Regions from separate parts of the Mus musculus genome. Here region 1 is linked to region 2. Evidence: chromatin loops called from intact Hi-C (ENCODE). Cell type or tissue: left cerebral cortex. All regions are shown on one strand. Each heading gives the region's core, and the rest is flanking DNA. Links, peaks and the distances in the headings are about the cores only.

Evidence for each region. Peaks named below come from ENCODE experiments on the same cell type or tissue, not always from the same donor. Only the 100,000 strongest peaks of a DNase experiment are listed, where the experiment ranks them.
Region 1: a loop joins it to region 2, with 2.6 times the contacts of the local background. A loop is called at or near these places in 3 of 42 quality-filtered maps.

The regions. Positions count from the first base shown.
Region 1 is chrX:7,916,193-7,924,526 of GRCm38, forward strand. It overlaps Pcsk1n (proprotein convertase subtilisin/kexin type 1 inhibitor), which reads left to right and starts at 3,630. Exons shown (of 3, transcript NM_013892.3): 1 at 3,630-3,852; 2 at 5,856-6,322; 3 at 6,716-8,218. The coding sequence starts at 3,739. The coding sequence ends at 6,911. It overlaps Eras (ES cell-expressed Ras), which reads right to left. Exons shown (of 2, transcript NM_181548.2): 2 at 8,084-8,334. The coding sequence ends at 8,300. In left cerebral cortex, for the core only: a CTCF peak has its summit at 1,966 (motif pointing right); DNase peaks (open chromatin) are centred at 3,570, 4,261, 4,536, 4,661 and 4 more places; H3K4me3 peaks cover 2,881 bases; H3K27ac peaks cover 2,028 bases.
Region 2 is chrX:8,135,708-8,144,041 of GRCm38, forward strand. Rbm3 (RNA binding motif (RNP1, RRM) protein 3) reads right to left here. Exons shown (of 7, transcript NM_001166410.2): 4 at 8,141-8,240; 5 at 7,951-8,044; 6 at 7,544-7,622; 7 at 6,649-7,248. The coding sequence ends at 7,565. Among named protein-coding and RNA genes, the nearest start is that of Rbm3os, 5.6 kb to the right of the region's middle. In left cerebral cortex, for the core only: a CTCF peak has its summit at 3,867 (motif pointing left); no DNase peak of the experiment used is centred there.

The DNA.
Region 1 (8,334 bases), core at 242-8,241, 220 kb before region 2:
CTTAGGTTGCATCCCCAGGACTACGAAGCAACAAACAATAGTAAATAGGCAGGGTCTTTTGGGGGGGGCGGGGAAGGGAGGTCAGAAGTAAGGGTTTAGGGCTGGGATGGGAAATTGGGGCTCAATAGGAAAGCATTTGCTTAATATGTTCAAAGCCTTGGACCCCATTCCCACCCCTCCCGAGATGGATGGGGGGCGGGAGGGAGGAAGGGAGGAAGAGAAGTCAGGGCTGACTTAGTTGTGTTTCCTACTAAGATTCTCTCAAAGTGGAGTCACAGTATTGGTTGGGACTACAGTATCATCTGAGGCACAACCAGGAAAGTAGTCACTTCCAAGGTCTTTAGAATTATAAAACATATAGAAAGGAGAGCTTCAGTTTCCTACTGGATGCCCAAGGAATCCTTAGCCCATTATGCCTTAGCTCCTATAGTCCAGCCAGAGAGCTTGTAACCTTTGCTATTTAAGATGCCATAAGTCCTAAAGAGCAAGTTCCAGGGCAGCCAGGGCTACAACAGAGAAGCTCTGTCTCAAAAAACAGACAAACAACAAAAACAAAAAACAAGATACCCCAGTGGCTGCTTGCCTTATCAAGTTAGGAGTCTCCTTAGCAAAGGGTTATTTCATCTTATCGTTAATATATACGTTTGTTACATATAACCTGCTACTTGTAGTCACATATACACTCGATGGGACTAGATTATATAAGTAAAAGACATGGACACCAAGAGGTGGGGGAAATGGAAGCCATCTCAAGTGTGTGTCTGTTATATTGGTGTTTAATCCTCAGGTCCATAAAGAAATACACTTTTTTTTTTGTATGTGATTTGAGGCAGAGTCTCCTATGCAGTTCTGGCTGGCCTTGCTCTTATGTAAATCTAACTAGCCATAGACTTGCAACAGCACCAGTCCTTCTGCCTTGGCCTTCCAAGGGCTGGTATTACAGCTGTGTATGACCAAGCCAGACTTTCATAAAAGTAGCCAGGAAAGGATTTGCATTGTGTTGTCATCTGTGATCCTGGGAACATACAGACAAATCAACAGATCAGCTATCTATGCCTTAGACCACAGAGGTGCATCTTTCTTTTGCCCATTTTTTTCTTTTAGATAGGGTCTTGTATACATTCTAGGCTGTGCTGGAACTCACTATCCGCCAGCCTCAGCTCCCCAAGTGCTGGAATTACAGGAGTGCACCAGTGGACTGGCTCTTTGCTTCACTTTTATTATTTATTTTACTTGTTTTTAGTTTTTAGTTTTTGAGACAGGGTCTCTCTGCGTAGCACTGGCTGACCTGAAACTCTCTACGTAGACCAGGCTGGCCTTGAATTAACAGAACTTCCTGCTTCTACCTCCTGAGTGCTGGGATAAAAGGGGTATGCCACTATGCCTGGCTCTCCTTCACATTTAATCTATGCCATGTCATCATATGTTGTTTTAATTTCACTTTATTTTTTTTAGTTTTAATTCTCAATGAAAATATATAGATTTTTGCAGCAGCGTGTTCTAATCATAACTTTATTTTCCAGTAAAGGAAGATATAGCAACCACTGGTTCTGTATCCAGAACGACGCACTGTCAGCATTGCCCTCTCCAGGGTTTCCCCCTTTGGGATACACACACTGATTTTATCAGAATCCTCTGGGTTTGGTGCTGATGTTCAAATCCAGCTATAGAAATGCTTCACTAGTGAGCTACATTCCCAGTCTTTGATGGATCATTCCAGTGTTTTGGGTTCTTGTGGTTGTTGTTTGGCTGTTCTTTAAGAACATGGTTTCTCTTTGCAGCCCAGATTGCTTTGGAACGAACTTTCTTTCTTTCTTTCTTTCTTTCTTTCTTTCTTTCTTTCTTTCTTTCTTTCTTTCTTTCTTTCTTTCTTTCTTTTAACATACATTTATTTATTTGTTTGTTTATATGTGAGTACACTGTAGCTGTCTCCAGATGCACCAGTAGAGGGCATCAGATCTCATTACGGGTGGTTGTGAGCCACCATGCGGTTGCTGGAAATTGAACTCACGACCGTGCTCTTACCCACTGTGCCATCTCTCCAGCCCAGCTTTGGAACTTTCTATGTAGACCAGGTTGACCAGGAACTCAGCAGAGATCTGCCTGCTTCTGCCTTCTGAGTGCTGGGATTAAAGGCCAGTGATAGCACGCCCAGCTGATGGTTTATTTATTTGTTTTATTTCTATTTTTCTTGGTGAACTCCAAGCATGAACGTGCTCTACGAATAATCTCTATCCCGCTCTACCTCTCCTGATTGAGACATTATCTAGCTGCTAGATATCCTTGAACGCCCTGTGTGGCCCAAACTGACCTTAAACTTATGACCCTCCTGCCTCTGCCTCCTGGTACCAAGGAAGGTTACAGGAATGTGCCAACCATTCCTGGGTTGGGGACGTTTTGTCTCTTCCTATGGTGGTGGCATGGAACTCGTGTTTATGCTTTACCGCAGAGCTTGGGCTTCTCTCTCCAGCCCCCTTCCCTCTTGCCCCACTGGGGATTCGTGCTGGGCAAGACCCCTTTGATGGAGCTACCCACTCAAATCCCCCTTTTCACTTTTGATTTTGCGATAGGATCTCATTACATTGTACAGGCTGGCCTTAAACTATTTGTGTGTTTTTGCTGGTCTAGAGCCTGCTTTGTGTGGGGCACAGCATTTTATGACTTTAATCCCAGCCCTCAGGAGGCAGATCTGCACATCTCTGTCAATTCAAGGCTAGCCTAGATTACATAGTAAGTTCTTGGACAGCCACGGGGCTATGTAGAGAACTGTTCAAAGGAAAAAAGAAGGCTACATCATAGATGAGGGCTGCACTGCCACACCCAGTTTATGGGGTGCCCAGAATCAAACCTAGGGCTTTGTATATGCTAGGCAAAAACTGTACCAGATGAACTACATCCCTAGACTGTTGAACTAGATGTAGTCCAGACAGGCCTTGAAGTGGAGAACCTTCTTCTTTAGCCTCCCAAGTGGTTGGGGATGGCAAGCCTGTGCCACTAGGCCTGGCTCTTTCAACCTTTTGTTGTATCATTTAAAAAACATTTACATATTTGTTGTGTGTGAGTAGGGGTGCACAATTGCCACAGAATACCTGTGGAAACGAGAGCACAGTGAGAGAAATGAAATGAAGGGAGCATTTAGTAAGCTCCTACTTAATATCACGCCTGTAGATCTTTAAGTGTCATTCTGAGGTTGCAGTTGTTAGTAATAGCTTTATTCTGGCATGAGGCTAATCCATAGCAATATGAACTGAGCTGCCAGTGGCCATGTCATCTGGGTTCATTTCTCTGTGAACATCGTGGTCCACAGCATGCAGCCAGTAATTGTTTATCCATCAAACAAGAGTATAGTCTGTTGTCTCCCCAAGGACAGAGACCAGAGCCTGATTTCAGCCCACTGAGTCAATTTCCCTTGTCTGTCTGGTAATTCAACAGCAAGGTCTATTGCCCTAGCAACTGCCCTTATACTGCCATGGCAACCGCCAGTGCAGACTTCTGTTCTCCACTTTGCCCCTTGGACATCTCCATGGCGATGCGCAGGATGAAGAGAAGGCCAGAGCCCTAATTCTGCGCCTGCGTACAGTAGGAGACAGTGGGGCGGGAGTGGGGGGGACGGGGACGCGGGGAGGGGGCAGGCTCCTGGATGTGCGCAGCCGCAGAGCGCTGCTGCTGTGCCTAATACCCATCGCTGCGCACTTGACAGCCAGTCCGCCCGTCCGGAGCCCGGCTCGTTGGGGCAGCATGGCGGGGTCGCCGCTGCTCTGCGGGCCGCGGGCCGGGGGCGTCGGCATTTTGGTGCTGCTGCTCTTGGGCCTTCTGAGGCTGCCCCCCACCCTGTCAGCGAGGCCCGTGAAGGTGCGACCTCAGTCAGCAGGGGGTGGGGGTGGGGTGGGGAGGAAGATGGGGGAAAGTGTTAATGAGGTATTTTCACAGGTATGCGCATAGGGCTTGGCTAGGGTGACCTGGCCTGCAGCTGACAGCCCCGCGCAGGCCAGGGGCAGTTTCAGGATGTGAGGATGATGTTGTTCAGGGCGCCCTGCCCATCCCTCAGCATCTGGGGCCTGGTTTAATCTCGATCCACGGGTGGCCCGTGGAGCTGTCCGTGGCACTAGGGTGTATTCAGAAAAGATATCTAAGCCTGTGATGTGATGACCGAAGTGTATAGGCATTGTTTCTTTTCAGTGTGACCTTTGGTTTGACTGCCCCTGAATGCCCTACAATACTAGGGATGCTTCTGGTTGACTTTTTGCGGGCCTGGTTGCTTTCTTAGTGGTACAGTGTGTATATTTGTGAATTCTTATGGGTGGTGACGTAGTATATGGGCGTATCTTTCTGTGTACTTGTGTGTTTCTGTGTTCATTTGTTTTTATTTTAGAAGGAGTGGTCCTTGTACCTTGGGGTACATATTTCATGGTGGCTTGGGTAAACTGAGTACTTGGGTTCTTCTACGTGCATCCACGAGACAGTTTCCTTTTTTTTCTTCTTCTTCTTTGTGGAGCTGTGTCATTGCAGGGAAAGAAGCCATGATGTCTCTGCATTGTGTTTTTAAAGACGATGCATGTCCTTGGTTGGCTCAGGTAGAGTAACTGAAGATCATTTCGCCAACAGGAATGTACACACAGGCACGAAAAAAAGACCACTTCTCGCAGTGGATATGGCAGTGTTGGGTTAAAATGTGTGACATTTTAAGGGCTGTGTGTGTGTGTGTGTGTGTGTGTAGGGATTGCTGGTGGGTGATTTCCCCGGCGCTGAGAGTGGTGGGTGCTGATCAAGGGCACGTGGAGCAGCTTGCTCCTCTACCTCTTCAAAGCTGTTGAGAGATCAGAGGAGAATTTTTAAAACCATTTGATAGCCTCGCGCCCCCCATAGGCATTACCTTCTATTTTCCACCCATTGAGTCCGTTCTTTGCTTTGCAGCTCATCTTTAAACGACCCATTGTTTCATTCCTCCTGCTTCTGGAACATCCGAGAAATGCAATCAAGCTAGGCATCTGCTTCCTGATGGTCACTAGGGGTCACTAAGAAGTCCTTGGCTTTGATAGACTTAGGTCATCTGCAGTGGGATTCTAGAATTTGCCTTTGTGTGTGTGTGTGAGATTCATTTATATTGAAGTGTACAGTTATAGTTAATTTATTGGTGCGCATTATCATCTTCCATGTGTGTATCATGAGTATCCTACTAAGTCATTGTTTATTTCCGTGCTGTTCTTTCCTTCACCCCACCCCCTACTTTTATGCTGTTATAAAAATGCTGCTGTGATGTTTCAAGAATTTACATCCTGCAGGCTGACTGTAACACCCAACCCATTCTTCTCTTGAGACACAGGCAATTTCTCTTTCAAAATGATTTTTGCAAAATTTTGTTTTGTTTCTTGAGGTAGGATTTCTCTCTGTAGTCCAGGCTGCCCTGGAGCTCCCTTTGTAGAGGAGGCTGGCCTGAAACTCAGGGATCTGCCTGCGTAGGCTGGGAATTAAAGGCGTGAACTCTCCCACACCTGGCTTATTTTTGCAAGTTTAATTTCCAACAGAGAAATGTTATAGTGTTATTCCAAACCTGGCACCTGCCCCAACCCCCCCCCCAAAAAAAACGAAGAAGAGAAAAGAAACTAACGGTAACAGCATAGCATCCAGAGGATTCAGGACAAGTTTTGAGATTGTGTGAATCCTAGAGGTGTTCTAGTGGTCTGAAGTGCCCTTGGAGATATTTAGGGGTTTCCCGGGACCTTAGACACGATAGGAATTTTGGAGGGGCCCAGTGAATGAGGTGGTCATTGAAAATCCATGGAGCCCCACCCCTAGTTGTGCATCTCTGGCCAGACAATGACGATATTTTTTTCCTTCACCCCATCTTCTCACAGGAGCCCCGCAGTCTGAGCGCAGCATCCGCGCCCTTGGTTGAGACGAGCACTCCCCTCCGCTTGCGTCGGGCCGTGCCCCGAGGAGAGGCGGCGGGTGCGGTGCAGGAGCTGGCGCGGGCGCTGGCGCACCTGCTGGAGGCCGAGAGACAGGAACGCGCGCGTGCTGAGGCGCAGGAGGCTGAGGATCAGCAGGCGCGTGTCCTGGCGCAGCTGCTGCGCGCCTGGGGCTCTCCGCGTGCCTCGGACCCGCCCTTGGCCCCCGACGATGACCCGGACGCTCCAGCTGCACAGCTCGCCCGTGCTCTGCTCCGAGCTCGCCTAGACCCGGCCGCCCTGGCAGCCCAACTTGTCCCCGCCCCTGCCGCTGCGCCGCGACCCCGGCCCCCAGTGTATGATGATGGCCCCACTGGCCCAGACGTCGAGGATGCCGGCGACGAGACTCCTGACGTGGACCCTGAGCTGCTGAGGTGCGGGGACCAAGGGGGAGGGAGGGCAAGGGCAGAGGGCTTCATGCACTGGGGGTAAAATCACTACTAAAGTGCTGCGCTGGAGCCTGAGAAGTGAGGTCGCGGGTCCTGAGTACAAGGGGACGGAAGCCCAGGGACCCCTGACTGGTGGGACAATGCAGGAGTAAGGGCTCCCCGGAGTGGTGGTGGATCGGTTTCTGCAGGAAGTGGTCCTGGTGGTGGGCAGTTTCTGGAATGGAAGGCCGGGACCTCTGACTTCCTCGGAAAGTAGTGGTGAGTTCCGCAGGCTCGAGTGAGGGTTACAAGCCATACGGAATTAGAAAATTGCCTTGTCCGGGTTCTGAACCACAGCGATGGCAAATACATCCTGACCGCATTCCGCAATCCTTGCAGGTACTTGCTAGGGCGGATCCTCACCGGAAGTTCGGAGCCAGAGGCTGCTCCTGCCCCGCGCCGCCTCCGCCGATCTGTGGACCAGGATTTGGGTCCCGAGGTGCCCCCTGAGAACGTACTGGGGGCTCTGCTACGCGTCAAACGCCTGGAGAACCCCTCGCCCCAGGCGCCGGCACGCCGCCTCCTGCCTCCCTGAGCGCTGCTGCATCCTGCACGCCCTGGAACCCAGGAGCGCCCCAGCAACCCTGACTCCCTGCCAGCACGTCCAAGGCTGCTTACCCCAGCAACCTCCCATCCCCTGAGCCCTCAATAAATGCCATCTGTAGCAGCTGTTTGTCTGAGCGCCCTGTACTAGGGGGCCGGTGGGCTGGGTGACAATGATAATGGAATAGTGGCTGTCCTACTGAGGACAGCACAGTACTGTTTGGGACCTGTACTGGTAAGGAATACATGCCTGCTTCCTCTGGACTTTGCGGGTCTCACCGGGTGCCTGGGCTACCCTTCTAGGCTTCACTGAGGCGGGTTCCCTGGGAGGCTCTGAGGTTACTTTCAGCGTCTGCCAGGGGTCCACAGCACTTAGCCAAGGGGCTATGGATTCACTCGTGGTCTGCCAGGACCAGGCTTGTTGTGAGGGCCCCAGGTGGATCACAGACATCCAGCACTGTATCAGCAACTGCCAAGCACTGCTTACACGGGGCTCTGAATATTCACTCCAACCATTGCCTTTGCCCTGGCCACTTGTTCTATTCTCAGTATGTGCAAGTTTTTGCACTTCATAGTCCTTTCTTACCCTTCCTGTCACTGTCTTGTGTTGGACAAGGAAGGAGGTTGTTTTGTTTGTTTTGAGGTGTATCCAAAGCACGGTTGGGCAGTTTCTCAAGGCTTTTTTTTTTCCTATTAAAAAAAAATTGATACCCAGTCTTACTATGTAATCCTGGTTGTCCTGAAACTCACTCGGTACACCAGGCTAGCCTCAAACTCAGAGATTCATCTGCCTGCTTCCCTGAGAGCTGGGATTAAAGGTGACTGCCACACTTGGCTCCTTCTTTTTAAAAATATTCTTAACTGCTGTTGGGCCCGGTGGTATATGTCTTTTTAATCCCAGCACACTGGAGGCAGTGGCAGGTAAATCTCTGTGCCTTAAAGGCCAGACTAATCTACAAAGTGAGTTCCAGGAGAGTTACATGGAGAAACTCTATTTAAAAAAAAAAATCCTAACTGCTGAGTTTTCAACTTTGTCTTCCTTTTGGAAGCAGTCTCACTATTGTAGCTCTGGCTATCCTGGAAGATCTCTTGAACTTCCAGCGGGGCTACATAGTAAGAACCTGTCTCCAGAAAAGGCAAGAAGAAAAGAAAAACAAAGATTTAGTATAAAGGAAGCTTTGAATCCTGAGAACATTTATTTAATTTTGCATAGAGTTTCATAAAACACAGTCAATGAGGGATGTCCCATGTTACCACGTAACTTCTCACCAAATGACAATAAAAAGATGTCTGTGGTAACTTGGTCGGAGAGGGAAATCTTATTACAAGAGAATTGTCACCTTGACATGAGACAAGGGTCAATTTGCTAGACAAAGATCTTCAGGCTACAGAGCAGCCACAGCTACACACGGCTT
Region 2 (8,334 bases), core at 165-8,164:
TTATGGATGGTTGTGAGCCACTATGTGGTTGCTGGGATTTGAACTCAGGACCTTTGGAAGAGCAGTCAGTGCTCTTAACTACTGCGCCATCTCTCCAGCCCAAATTTTATTTCATAAATTAGCATACAATTTATTGCTCTATTATATTTCCAAATATTTTTGAGGGCTGGGAAGATGGCTTAATGGTTAAAGAGCACTTGCTGCTCTTGTAGAGGACCTGAGTTCAGACCCCAGCACCTACATCACGTGGCTCAGAACTACTTATAGTTCCTTCCAGAGATTCACTGCCCACTTCTGGTCTCCAAGAGCACCAGTGGGTACATGATACTTACAAAATGGAAGTCAAATACTTCGACTATCCTTTTGGCTTCTTGCCAACTTCTGCTTTCACTTGTACCCTTCTTTCCTCATTAACCTCCTTAACATCTCCCTGCACCCCTATAGGTCAGGTCCCCTTTTATATCATGACCAGCATTCACTTACTGTTAAATTTAAGGGTCTGTCAAGGTATTTCAGGCAGACATTTTTCCAGAGGACCCAAGTTCAGTTCCTAGGATACCTGGCAGCTTGCAAGTGCCTGAAATCCAGTTCCAGGGCATCTGATGGCCTCTGAAGACACCTCCCCCCCTGCCCCCCCGCAAAAAAAACCACCACACTTCTTTCCCATTTTATTTATTTATTTATTTATTTATTTATGAGACAGGCCTATTATGTAGTTCTGGCTATATCCTGGAACTCACTGTGCAGATCAGGTCTGAGCTCCACCCCAGTGCTGCACTAAAGGCATGCATTACCACAGTCAGGTTATCAACTTTTAAGTCATTACCTGCTCAGAAGATGCTAGTTTGAATCAGCTGAGATGGCAGTCAGCTGGTAACTAAGAGGCAGGTATCAGCAGCCAGTGAGTGCTGGAGTCTGTGTTGTATGAATTCATGACCAGCAGTTTCTGGAGGTTATGAAACGAACCTTAAACCCACAACACCATTGCCTTTAGCAGGATCCAGGATGACACCACGGCGCCATGCTGTGCTTCACTGTGGAGGTATATCCTGAGGGGTTCACTATGCATAGCCAGGTGTACAAAACTGAATTCGAATTGAGACTCAGAAGTCAAACTAGATGTAACCATATTGGGGACTAAAGAAATCACCAACCTCTGGCAGCCAGCTAATGCTGTTGACAAGAGTGGCATCTGTCTTCTAACTCCGCATGCCCCTATATATTAAGTGCCCAGTCCACTTGTAAATCTCCTCTGGTCTCAGAAATCCATTCTTGAGCGTATGTTCACTCCTAAGTCTGGAAATGGGCTCCCCAATTCTGAACCAAGTCTTATTGGTTCTGAACCAAGTCTTATTCCTTCCATGCTGGGCTAATGTCCCATTATTTGAATATGTACGGCCTTATTCTCCTTCTGAAGGCGTCCTACTCCTTAGATTATGCAGTCTCTTTTAGCCACTTGCCTCGTGTGTGGCGGCCATCCCTAAAATTATGTGCAGAGGCACTGTTACCACATCACTTGGTGCTTGATTGCTCAGCCACCTTTTCAGCCCTATTGCAACACTTCAGTTTATATAGATCCTATTCATGAGTCCTGAAGCAGGTATCGTTTGTCCTGCCCCACCACACATACTAGTAAAATACCCATCCCATGTTAAGTATGGGACAATGTCCTAGTGTCTTCCCATGTCTCACTGAACTAATTTGCTAACTTACAGGCCAGTAGGTTTTAGGGGATGGTAGCACTTGGTCTTCAAGACAATTTCTGAGTAGTCCTGGCCCTCCAAGTCAGAATCACATGAACCTGAGTACTGAATACTAACTAGGATTAAAAGCTGCAGGCAGGCAAGGGTATGATCCTTTGGCCCGAAGAATCCAGACAGGAAGCTCGGCTATGGAGCTTGTGTATGTGTAGCCTGTGTGTACACATCACAACTGTACACGTTCATATTCAGACTAAGTTGACACCTAGCACATTCCTCAATCATACTCCCATCTTTCTAAAAATACTTACTTTGAAATTAATATACATCATTGTCCTCTTGGCAAGCCTGCTCAGCCTATGTTAGTGGCATGTTATACATTTTAGGGTACTTAAGCGTCCGCTTCTGAGGACCCCTAGTTGAATCTGGGAGCTCACTCATTTAGCAAAGCCCTATGTCCTCGGGGCTGAGATTGGAGCCCTGCCTCCCTTATGTGACCCTTATGGTTGCACAGTAAGCACTTTACAGACCAAGCCATCTTCACAAAAGAATGACCAGTTATCACATTCGAGTGTAATGGATGGTTTAATTATACCTTTAATACTTTTCATATATTTTATCATTCATTTACATACCACTTCCCGGTTACCCCTCCACCAACCCCCCACAGACAGCTATGTTGGCCCAGGCTGGTTTATACCTTGAGATTCTTCCTACTTCTGCCTCTACCCCGCAATGAAATGGCGATTACTCCAAGCTTGTACATAAAAAAGACCCTGATTTCGAATCCCAGCACCATAGAAAGAAACCAAAATAAGGGAAGTTTCCCAAAGTTTCTCCTTGAGGTTTAAAGTGCACTAATGGCTCCCTAGGGAAAGGCATCTCCTGTGACTTGTTTTTGGTTCTATGGACCCACATGGTACAAAGGAGAGAAATGATTCCCAAGTTCCTCTGACCTCCACATATGTATTTTGGTATGGGTGCTACATCCTCATATAACAAAAAATGTGAATTAAGGACCAATGAGATGGCCCAGCAGAAGAAACTTGCTGCCTGCCAGGCCTTGGAGAGAGAGAGAGAAACTACCACTTCATGTGAATAAATCTAAACTGCATCAAGAACTTTTTCAATGAGAACCTCTTCTAAGAATACAAGTATATGCTAGGCAGTGGTGGTGCACGCCTTTAATCCCAGCACTCGGGGAGGCAGCTGGATTTCTGAGTTCCAGGACAGCCAGGGCTATACAGAGAAACCCTGTCTCGAAAAACCAAACCAAACCAAAAAACGAAACAAAAGAATACAAGTATTGTCGGGCAGTGGTGGCACATGCCTTTAATCCCAGCACTCTGGGAGGCAGGGGCAGGCAGATTTCTGAGTTCCAGGTCAGCCTGGTCTACAAATTGAGTTCCAGGACAGCCAGGGCTATAGAGAAACCCTGTCTCGGAAAACAAACAGAGACCCTTAACATTCAGGAGAGTCAACCACACACATGGCAGCCCACCACTGCATCTATCTCCAGTTCTAGGGGAATTGACACCCTCACACAGACATACGTGTAACACACATGAAAAAATTTTAAAATTATTTTAATAAAAGTAATTATTTTGGAAGAGGCATATCAAAAAAGTTTGCATTTCCTTTATAAATTTCCAAAAGCCAATAAATGGGCCCAACACAAGTAAAGGATATAATATCTGACCTTAAAAATAAAGGGAGATAGCTCAAGGATAGCATACTTACCTCATCCTTGATTTGAAGTCCTGTTTGCATCCTGAAGACAGCATCACCATAGTGATACTATAGCACACACTTAAAATATGTAGATAAATCATTTTCACAGATATCAAAAGCAGATTGTTTGAATGCAATAAAATGACAATTACCTTCTATGTATGTTAGCAAACCACGTCCAATACTTTAAATGTACACTACCTTAGGACTAAATTAAAATGCCTATAGGAACAATATGGACTCAAGTACTTGGAGAGTGGAAGACAGTCTGTGCTATATAAGTTCCCATCTAAAAAATCCAAGCTGGGCTGCAGAGATGGCTCAGAAGTTAAGAGTACTGACTGCTCTTCTAGAGGTCCTGAGTTCAACTCCCAGCAACCACATGGTGGCTCACAACCATCTGTAATGGGATACACGATGCCCTCTTCTGGTTTGAAGATGACAGTGTACTCATATAAATCAAATAATTAAAAAAATAATCCAAGCTTTGGGTATTAAGTTGGTAGACTGCTTGCTTAGCTATGAATCCCTAGTGAAGCAAAAAATGCTACTTTGCTCTGACAGGTTTTAGAACTTAATACTTTATGCACCTGTCAAAAACAAGTCTGCTGAATGAGTCAAGCTGTTCTAACTCTGCTTAATTTCTAAGATGTCATCTGCTCCCTTCCCCAGTGGGTTAAACTGGAGACAAATGTTATCCTTTTGGCTAAAAATCTGTTGCTTTTAGTTATCAGTCTAAACCAAAGCAACTGGTTCCCACAGACTCTACATTTCAATGCACAAGAGTATTGTATTCCTTACAAATGCTTTCTCATAGGCCATGCTGACTTCTGTTAAAATAACCAAAACTTACACTACTTTCATCTATAGGAAAATTTTTTTCACACACATCAAGGGCTTGCCTTGAATTTAAAAAATACAAGAGCGTATCAAAAAAGGTTTATTTGGAATGCCAAATTTCAACAAGCTAAGTTCCTCAAAAAATAACATTAAGAGCCTTACTGTAATCATGCTAATTAAACAGGTAGTGATTATAAAACTCTCATCAGGTCTCACCAATATTTTTCTTGCCTTCAATCAATCCTAGAAGTGGGAATTTTTTTAGAGCTTTTATGGCCCATGTAGAATAGCCTCAAAGGGTGAAGGGGTGAGGACTGTAGCTGAGAAGGTGGTAGGAAGTTTGCAATATCAGGATACTGGTTTTCACATGCCCTAATTAACTATAGAGCTTGCTTTGGAAAGATTGGTTGATAGCACATATCCTGTATGCCTTTCAATGCAAAATGTGGCCTAAGTGTGTCGCTGCATTATTTAGGGACTTAATCCATTTTAAACATTTTTCTGTTTAAAACCCTAAAATCCACTGAAAAAGCAGTTCTCATTTTAAATGCTAAAACTGAGAAAGCCTGGAAACAGGGCCTAAAACCTGAGTTTTGGAGGCTGGAGTATATCTTGATAGAAAACTGCTAACCTAGCATGCAGCAAGCCCAAGGACATCGCAATCCTTTAATTGTAGCACTAAGGTGATCTGCCTATGGTGTCCGCTGTTGTGGCTCTACCTTTAATCTCTCACTGGGTGTTTGGGGAGCTTTGGACCTCAAATTTGAGTTTTACTAATGTCTGCATGACCATAAAGCTTTGCAGTGGACCTCCTGGGCCCTTTCCCTGGCAATAATTAGCACCAAGGCAAAGCTAATTATTACAATATACCTCCAGTTATCTATCTGGAAAGTAGAACAATTGTTACAGAAATATGAGGCTACTATTTTTGTTCTTTGTTGCTGCTATACACATACATATACACACACAGCTAGAAAACCATCCAACTCTTGTCATTTTGTGGTTGATGATGAACTACCACCTCAAGTGACACTGGCTTTCCTTCCTCCCCACCCCTGACCTACCTTTAGGGCAGCATGTGGTTCTGCCAGTTCCCCAAAGGCCCAGCATAGAATGCTTCCTTCCTCTGACCAAGTACCCACCTGGTAGGCTTAGCCCCAGTGCCCCATAACCTGGGCCTGGCTCATTGGTTGAGGCAGTATTCTGGGAAGTTCCTGAGTCTTCATCCACCTGCCAAAGCAAATTCATGACCATTTGGGTGGGAGAAAGGAGGAGCCTCGGGGTCTGTCCCTGCTAGTTGGGTGACTCCATGCCGAGCCTCCATGTCCCAAGGATGAAGCAAACTGGTTAGAGTAATGAATGTTCTCAAAACTGCAGCCTGGTGGTAAATGCTCAATGCTGGCCAGGTGAAAACCTAGACAACTCCATTCTAACTGGGAAGAACGAAGAAGGACTATCACCCATGGGATTCAAAGACACATACTAGAACCTTCACCTTTAAGCAAAACTGAGCAGCTAATGATAGCCCCTTCCCCCATTTTTCAAGGGCGACCATGGGCTTCTCACTTAAGACAATTTCCTGACAGAAAGTTTACCAACTGTTCTCAGTGGGTTTCTGTACTTATACATTTGACTCTCCTCCCCACATGTGGAACACTATGCTAAGGAAAGCAGAAGTTAAAGGTCAAAGAGCAGGGTATAGTGCCTACATTTGAATTCAGGAACCTGAATCCAGTCTGAACTACCTTAATCCCCATTTTTTAGTAAAGTTTCCTTTATGTCTGACATATAGCATATACCACCACTCCAGTCCCCATTAAGAAAAGTGCACTATGGGGCTGGCGAGATGGCTCAGTGAGTAAGAGCACCAACTTGCTCTTCCGAAGGTCATGAGTTCAAATCCCAGCAACCACATGGTGGCTCACAACCACCCATAATGAGATCTGATGCCTGAATCTGTAGCATATTGTACTTATATATAATAATAAATAAATCTTTAAAAAAGAAAAGTGCACTACTCTGTGTATAAGTTTACTGCCCATGTTATGAGATTAAGGCACTTATCTTCTCAGAACAATCTTGCAAGGAGGATATCCATCTACCTTGTACCCAGAAAAGCAAACTTAAAGTAATAGTTGTGAAAAGAACCAAGAAACAATTTCAGAAAACCCAATTCTAGTCAGAAGGGGACTGACTTTCATCTGTATCCATCACATTTCATGTCTCACCATATACCCAAACTAACTTCAAATTCAAGCCTCAACCCTTCTGACAGTTCCTGCCCATCCATCCCAGTATGTTTTCCAAGCTTCATCTTCCTGACTTGCCTCTCGCTCTAAATTGTAAACTGGGTTTGAATAAGGAAAAAGCATTATCAGTATTGATTTGTGTTCAGGTTTCATCTTTTAATTAGCTCCATAAAGGACATCCTAAACACATCAGACACAACAGAATACTTTTCTTCCAGTATTAAAAAATGACATTCACAAACATTTTAAAGAAGCTCTTCTATATAATCAGGATGGTGATCTTTAATAAAAAACATCTCTAAGCAATCATGATCTTGACTCGGATTGTTCATAGGTACATTCAGAAATCACTTTCTGGCCATGATAAACATTGTTTACAAGGTTTTAAAATGTCCCTAAATACACATCAACTTTAAAAACTGATTTAGCCTGGCCACTTTTTTCTTTTGGCCAGAAACAATAATCCTGAGTGCCTAAACAAAAATTCTGATAAAAGGAAAAATATTGGGACTGTAACAAATGTCTTAAAATTTGTTTTTAAAAGGGAAAAAATGTTTAAAGAACACATGGAGCTTTCTAAAAGTTCTTTAACAAACTACCTTGGGAGCTCAATTCAAAAATAGAACTTGATGTACTAAAACAGACGTTTCAGCGCAGCTCCAAAAATCTTTATAAATACAGCAATTTGCAAGGACGATCCTGGATCAGAAGTGTTATTCCTTGTGTATCTGAGAATAGTAAGAGGTAGAATTTTGATGTCAGGAAGAAACAGACTGATAACACGCTTACCTCCCAGAGTTGATAAAGATGCAGCATACCACCTCTTTTATTTCTACCATGCCCCGCCTCCGCCCCCCCTTCAACTAGCTCTGGCATGCATGTAACAGCAAGAGCACCCAAGTGGCTGGGTTAGGCATCAAGGCAGCAGAGATAAAGGGCAGTGTGGCGAGAAGAAAAGCAAAAGGGAGAAGAGGGTCTGATGATAACAGGTTGACGCAATGCCAATCTTCAGGTCTCACCTACATTTTGTGTGCATGCCCCATCTCAGTTGTCATAATTGTCTCTGTAATTTCCTCCTGAGTAGCGGTCATAGCCACCCTGGCTTCTGGGAAAAAGCGATATTGTTTTACAAGAATGTATTCTACATTGTAGACATTAAACACTAAAAACTATACATGTCATGTTTCATAATAGCAGATTCACAATAGAAATGTTAGTCAGTTTTCAGGTGATGGAGACTGTATTCTTGAGATTGGTACATGGTGGGCACGGGCAATTGACCTTTGATATATCCAAGCCACATAATACTCTTAAAAAATGTATAATAAACAGGATACATAAAATATGAGCACTATGTAAAATTCCCATTTTCAGCATAAACTAGATTTAAAAACACTGGTACCTGACTATCCCAACCTCTCAATACCCACCTGCCACTGTAGTCTCTAGACCGCCCATACCCATATCCATATCCTCCAGGACGACTGTCATATCTTCCACTTCCATATCCCTGGTCTCCACCACCTACAGAAAAATATTCAAATAGTAGCTGTTCAGACATAGGCTCTTAACATTAAATAGCGCTACTTAATCTCATAATCAAACCATGACTGCACTTACCTCTAGAGTAACTGCGACCACGCCCACCAAAGGCACCCCCTCTGGATCCCCTGGCAGACTTTCCTGCATGATCAACTCGGATTTGGCGCCCATCCAGGGACTAGGTATGGGAAGGAGACAGACACAAGGAATTGTCAGTCACAGTAGGGATGAGGGAAGAATGGGCACAGGCAGGTAGGTGTAGGCAAGAGCCC